Linked DNA regions of Homo sapiens: region 2 is linked to region 1. Evidence: chromatin loops called from intact Hi-C (ENCODE). Cell type or tissue: endothelial cell of umbilical vein. All regions are shown on one strand. Each heading gives the region's core, and the rest is flanking DNA. Links, peaks and the distances in the headings are about the cores only.

Region 1 (2,919 bases), core at 160-2,659:
AACTATCATTGTTTCTAATTAGAAAAGCAAGCAAAAACTACGTTATTTTAATACATTCCAGCTTATATACAGAAAAAAATATAGTTTAGTAGCAAGTGTGGATCTGGGTTTTGTGGGGCCTGAAGTTTATACAGATTACAGATACAGATCTTTTAGAAAAGAATGCCAAATTATAGGTAAAAAATAGGTAGAGGGTCCAGGAGGGGCCTGTGAAAGTCAGGAGCCTTGAACCTGAGCTTCACTAACTGCATGGTAAATTCAGCTCTGTTTAGAAGAAAGAACATGATCCTAAGGCTAATGTGGCCTTAGGCACTTTTTAAATTTAAATAACAACATTTAACTTAAATAAAAAGTGGACCCCAGAAAATTACATACTGTTCCCATACTTTGGTTGAATGCTTTTTAAGCTATCGCAAATGAACTTTTCTTGGCCAGCATCAGTACTTTTAAAAGGATGAAATAAAATGGAATAGAAAGGAAAGCCTCAGGGTGCATTGTATGATGTAAGGATGACTATTGTAGTGTGAGACTTTTGTTTCCATTTTATAAATATATAAGTCAGTGATTCGCAAACTCTTTGGTCTTAGAATCCTTTGTTCTCTTAAAATATACAGAGGACTATTATTGTTATTGTTTTTAGAGACCGGGTCTCACTCTGTCACCCAGGCTGGAGTGCAGTGGTGTGATCATAGCTCACTGTAGCCTCCATGTCCTGTGCTCAAGTGATCCTCCCACTTCAGCCTCTCAAATAGCTGGGACCACAGGTGCTTGCCACCATGCCTGGCTAATTTTTTCTTTTTTGTGTGTGCGGAAACTGGGTCTTGCCCAGGCAGGTCTCAAGCTCCTGGCCTCCAATGATCCTCTTGCTTCACCCTCCCAAAGTGTTGGAATTACAGGCATGAGCCACCACATCTGGCCCAGAGGAGAATTATTTAAGGTTAGCACCTAGAGTTAAAAAAAATACACACATACACACACAGACACACACACACACACACACACACACACACACACACACACACGGCCCCAAAATGTTTTTGTTTATGTGAGATATATATGTTGATATTTACTGTATTAAAAATTAAAACTAAGGCCAGGCACAGTGGCTCATGCCTGTAATCTCAGCACTTTGGGAGGCTGAGGCAGGTGGATCACCTGAGATCAGGAGTTGGAGACCAGCCTGGCCAACATGCTGAAACCCCATCTCTATGAAAAACACACAAAAAAACTAGCTGGGCGTGGTGGTGCATGCTGGGAGGCGGAGGTTGCAGTGAGCTGAGATCACACCACTGCATTCTAGCCTGAGCAACCGAGGGAGACTCTGTCTCAAAAAAAAAAAAAATTAAATTAAAACTAAGAATTAAACGTATATATATTTATTAATTGTTGTTGTTTTTTAGAGAGTGGAATAGTAAAATCACAAGAAGTGAAGACATTTAAGGAGGCATCGAAACCCCTCAAATATAAGAGAATCACATTTCTTTCTGACATTGGAAAGGCTCTTTTTCTCAACACTTAATGTGGGGAGGATCTGATTAACACAACAGGAGAAAAAGAGTGAAAGAACTATGTTGCCAGGAGGTGGCGCCTGCATGCAGCTGGGAGCCAGGAGGAAAATGACGGGGCAGAGAGGCAGCCTTCCTGAGATGAGAGGTTCCCAAAGGATGCTGGCAGCAAGGAAACTTCAGGGCGAGGGCGGGGGATCTTCCTGGCCCAACAGCAGATCAGAAAACGGAAGAACAGCTTTTTTCCATCCCTCACTACCGCCCCAGCATAAGCAAGTGGTTTTCAAATTCCTTGGGGTGCACAAGAATCACTGAAGATGTGTTGAAAATGTAAATGTGATGATAGGGTCCACATCAAGATTTAGAGCTGCAAAGTCTGCATTCTAGGAAGCTTCCCAGAGGATCCTGTTGTACGTGTGGTCCTCAGACCACAGCCATAATTATTTTAGGAGAAATGAGCAAACTTTACAGCCCTAGGTTTGCATGTAAAAAAACTGACATCAAATCTCACCTCTCAGTTGACAAAGGGCTTTCACATCTAAGGTCTTATTTAAGATGCAGAATTACCCTTTTATACATGTGGCAACCGAGTAGCCTGAGCCAGCCCGCAACCAGAACCCTCAGCTTTCAAATCCAGTGCCCTTGCCTTAGCCCCAGGCAGCATCTCCAGGGCCCCTGGTCAACGAGGATACCCGGCTTGGATTACCTTGGTGGTTCTCAAAACATGGTCCCTGGACTAGAATCACCTGGAACTTGTTAAAGCATAATTTAGGGGGCCCCCTTCTAGACCTGCTGAATCAGAGACTCAGGGGTGGGCCCAGCATCTTGTGTTTAATAAGCCTGCCCAGTGATGCTGAAGATGTAGGCTGAAGTGCTGGGTTACCTTGGCCAGACCCTGGAACCTAAGTCATCCTCAGCATCCAGATCCTCGGGGCATACTGCCAAATGGAGCCAGCCGTTGGACAAATCATGGCGGGTGGAGGGGGGTGGAGGAGTGGACTAGGCAGGGCTTGTTTCTAAACCTTTCCCTGTGGTCAGGCATAAACCAGTGCCTTGGGGCCCATGTTTTCTGCTTCTCTGCCTGGACACACTGTGCCCATATTTCCACCCTGCCCCCCGGGAAATTGAACTGATATCAGATAAATGTGTATCTGACTCAGCCCCACCCCTTCTCTTCTGCAGGCCATATAGTTGCTGCTGACCTTCAGCTCCAACCCCTGCTCAGGTCTTGGCACAAACTGGCCCTAAGAGGGAGGGCTTGAAGGAGCACCAGCCCCACCCTTGGGGAAGTAACTCATCTTCCTCATCTGCCTGCCTGGGTCTCTGCTGCTGGCCAACACATGCTTCTAATAGTGGCTGTTTGGCTCTTGAAAGCTGAGAATTCCCTGCCCCCACTTAGAGGTACCTGATACCT
Region 2 (2,919 bases), core at 257-2,756, 58 kb after region 1:
TATTTTGGTAAGCACTGAAAGTATCATTAAATCCTTTCTTTTTCTAAAATGAACTAAGTCAATAAAGTGATTTACACTACTCAACAGAAAGTCAAATCTTAAACTTTATGAGACTTCTTCCCAAACTTTTGATTTTTTAAATAGTACAATTCAACAACTTTACATTCCCACTCCTATCGTCAGCCCCATAAATCTCACTTTAATATACCTTGATAAACCGTAGGCAGGCAGATGATAAGTATGTGTATATGTACGCAGACAAGGCCTTACTATGTTGCCCAGGCTGGTCTTGAACTCCTGGGCTCAAATAATCCTACTGCCTTGGTCTCCCAAAGTGTTGGGATCACAGGTGTGAGCCACCAGGCCCGGCCTATCTTTTGATATCATTGTTAGCATGTATTCATTTACACACAGACATTTGTGGGTTTTTTATTAGCTCTTGTAAATATTTTCATTATCTGATACATTCTTATTTATTTGCTATGACTGTATCTTGTCATTAGAATTTAACCCCTCAGAGCAGGGACCTTGCATATGCTATTCATCATTATATCTCTAAAGCCTATAACAGTGCCTGTTACATGGGAGATACTCAATAAATAATTATTTTAAAAATGGACACAGTGTATTTGTAACTGTAAAAGTTAAATAACATTCCACCACATTTACATGCTATTAATGTGCTTAGTCATTCATTACAAGTTAGGCATGTGGGCTGGGTGTGGTGGCTCATGCCTGTAATGCCAGCAGTTAGGGAGGCTGAGGTGAGTGGATCACTTGAGCCCAGGAGTTAGTTCAAGATCAGACTGGGACACATGGCAAAACCCCGTGATATGGTTTGGCTCTGTGTCCCCACCCAAATCTCATGTTGAACTGTAATTCCCAATGCTGGGGGAGGGATCAGGTGGGAGGTGACTGGATCATGGGGGCAGATTTCCCTCATGCTGTTCTCAAGATTGTGAGTTCTCACGAGATCTGATGGTTTTTAAAGTGTGTGGCACTTCCTCCCTTGCTCGCGTGTGCTCGCTCACACTCTCTCTCTCTCCCTCCCCTGTCCCAACATGTGAGGATGCACTTGCTTTCCCTTCACCCTCTGCCACAATTGCAGGTCTCCTGAAGCCTCCTAGTCATGCTTCCTGTTAAGCCTGTGGAACTGTGAGTCAATTAAATCTCTTTTATTCATAAATTACCCCAGTGTCAGGTACTTCTTTATAGCAGTGTGAGAACAGACGGATACACCCCGTCGCTACAAAAATATACAACAATTAGCTGGGCATAGTGGCACATGCCTATAGTCTCAGCTACTTGGAAGGCTGAAATGGGAGGATCGCTTGAGCCTGGGAGGTGGAGGTTGCAGTGAGCTGAGACTGCATCACTGCCAGGGCAACAGAGCAAGACGTTATCTTTAAAAAAAAAAAAAAAAAAATTAGGCATGTGAATATTCTTACTTTTGGCTTCCTTATTGTCAAGAGGAGACTGATTTAAGGATTAGTCTGAGAGAAGATTAGCTCTTAAATAAACAGTATGAAACAAAGAATTCAATGAATAAATCAGTAATTTCATTTAAAGTACCATTTCAATCCACTCTCCACAAACTTTTTTTTTTTTTAAGAGACAGGGGTCTTGCTCTGTTGTGTAGGCTGGAATGCAGTGGCACAGTCATTGCTCACTGTGACCTCCAATGCAAATGATCCTCCTGCCTCAGCCTCCTAAGTAACTAGGAAAACAGGCATGCAGCACCACGCCCAGCTAATTTTTTAATTTTTTCATAGAGACAGGGTCTCACTTTGTTGCCAGCTGGTTCAAGCTCCTAGCCTCAAGTGATTCTCCAGCCTACGCCTTCCCTAAACTTTTTAATTCGCTCACTAACAAGCATGGCAACTGACAGATTTAAGGGTTTTATGTATGTGTGTAAAAAGAATGGTGAGACACAGGCAACAGAAAAAGACATGGGGGGTTGGGTGCACTGGCTCATACCTGTAATCCCAGCTTTGGGAGCCCAAGGTGGGAGGATCGCCCTGGGCAACAGAGTGAGAACCTGGTCTCTATTTAAAAAAAATAAAAGGTAAAAAAAGAGATAAAGACATGGGGTGGGAAAAATCTGTAGGGATATTTTTAGTCAAAAGACTAGGTTTAACACTTTGTTGCTCATCACAGATCACTTTTCTTGGGTAAGCTGGGTAACTCTCTGAGGTTCTGTTTTCACATCTGTAAAATGGGGATATCACCATCTCCCACACAAGATTGTTACGAGGACTAAGTTGTCTGCAACCATAAAACCTGGCTTTTGTTGGGAGAAAACAGAAGTGAGGATAAATGCTTACATTGGATTACCAACTCTTAAATCATTAAGACTTGATAACATTCCTGCAGGGAAAGACTATATTGCTATATATAGGCTACACCTTAACTCAGGGATGATGAAGTCTGATATGAATACATGCATACAAATCTGTAACCTGTGTGGTAATTATAAATTTTAGTGACTTGGCCTGCTTAATGATGAATGTAGTGCCATGCCAAACACACAATAAACGACTTTTTCATCAAGTTTATTAAAAGAATTTTTTTTTTTTTTTGGGATGGAGTCTTGCTCTGTCGCCCAGGCTGGAGTGCAGTGGCGCGATCTCGGCTCACTGCAAGCTCCGCCTCCCAGGTTCACACCATTCTCCTGCCTCAGCCTCCCGAGTAGCTGGGACTACAGGCACCCGCCACCATGCCCAGTTAATTTTTTGTATTTTTAGTATAGACGGGGTTTCACCGTGTTAGCCAGGATGGTCTCGATCTCCTAACCTTGTGATCTGCCTGTCTTGGCCTCCCAAAGTGCTGGGATTAGGCGTGAGCCACCGTGCGTGCCCAGCCTAAAAGATATTTTATATATGTTAACCTCAAGTCTCTCTTAAGTATTATACACACCAC

What was found. Hi-C counts contacts between places; a loop is a spot of excess contacts. Peaks named below come from ENCODE experiments on the same cell type or tissue, not always from the same donor. Only the 100,000 strongest peaks of a DNase experiment are listed, where the experiment ranks them.
Region 2: it touches region 1 in a loop (2.5-fold over the local background); 4 of 110 quality-filtered maps call a loop at or near these places.

The regions. Positions count from the first base shown.
Region 1 is chr7:39,745,029-39,747,947 of GRCh38, reverse strand. The region is part of intron 1 of LINC00265 (long intergenic non-protein coding RNA 265); the gene reads right to left. Among named protein-coding and RNA genes, the nearest start is that of LINC00265, 13 kb to the right of the region's middle. In endothelial cell of umbilical vein, for the core only: a CTCF peak has its summit at 1,556 (motif pointing right); a DNase peak (open chromatin) is centred at 1,587.
Region 2 is chr7:39,687,087-39,690,005 of GRCh38, reverse strand. All of the region lies in intron 2 of RALA (RAS like proto-oncogene A), which reads right to left. Among named protein-coding and RNA genes, the nearest start is that of LINC00265, 45 kb to the left of the region's middle. RefSeq lists an enhancer at 882-1,176. In endothelial cell of umbilical vein, for the core only: no CTCF peak of the experiment used is centred there; a DNase peak (open chromatin) is centred at 1,195; H3K27ac peaks cover 1,192 bases.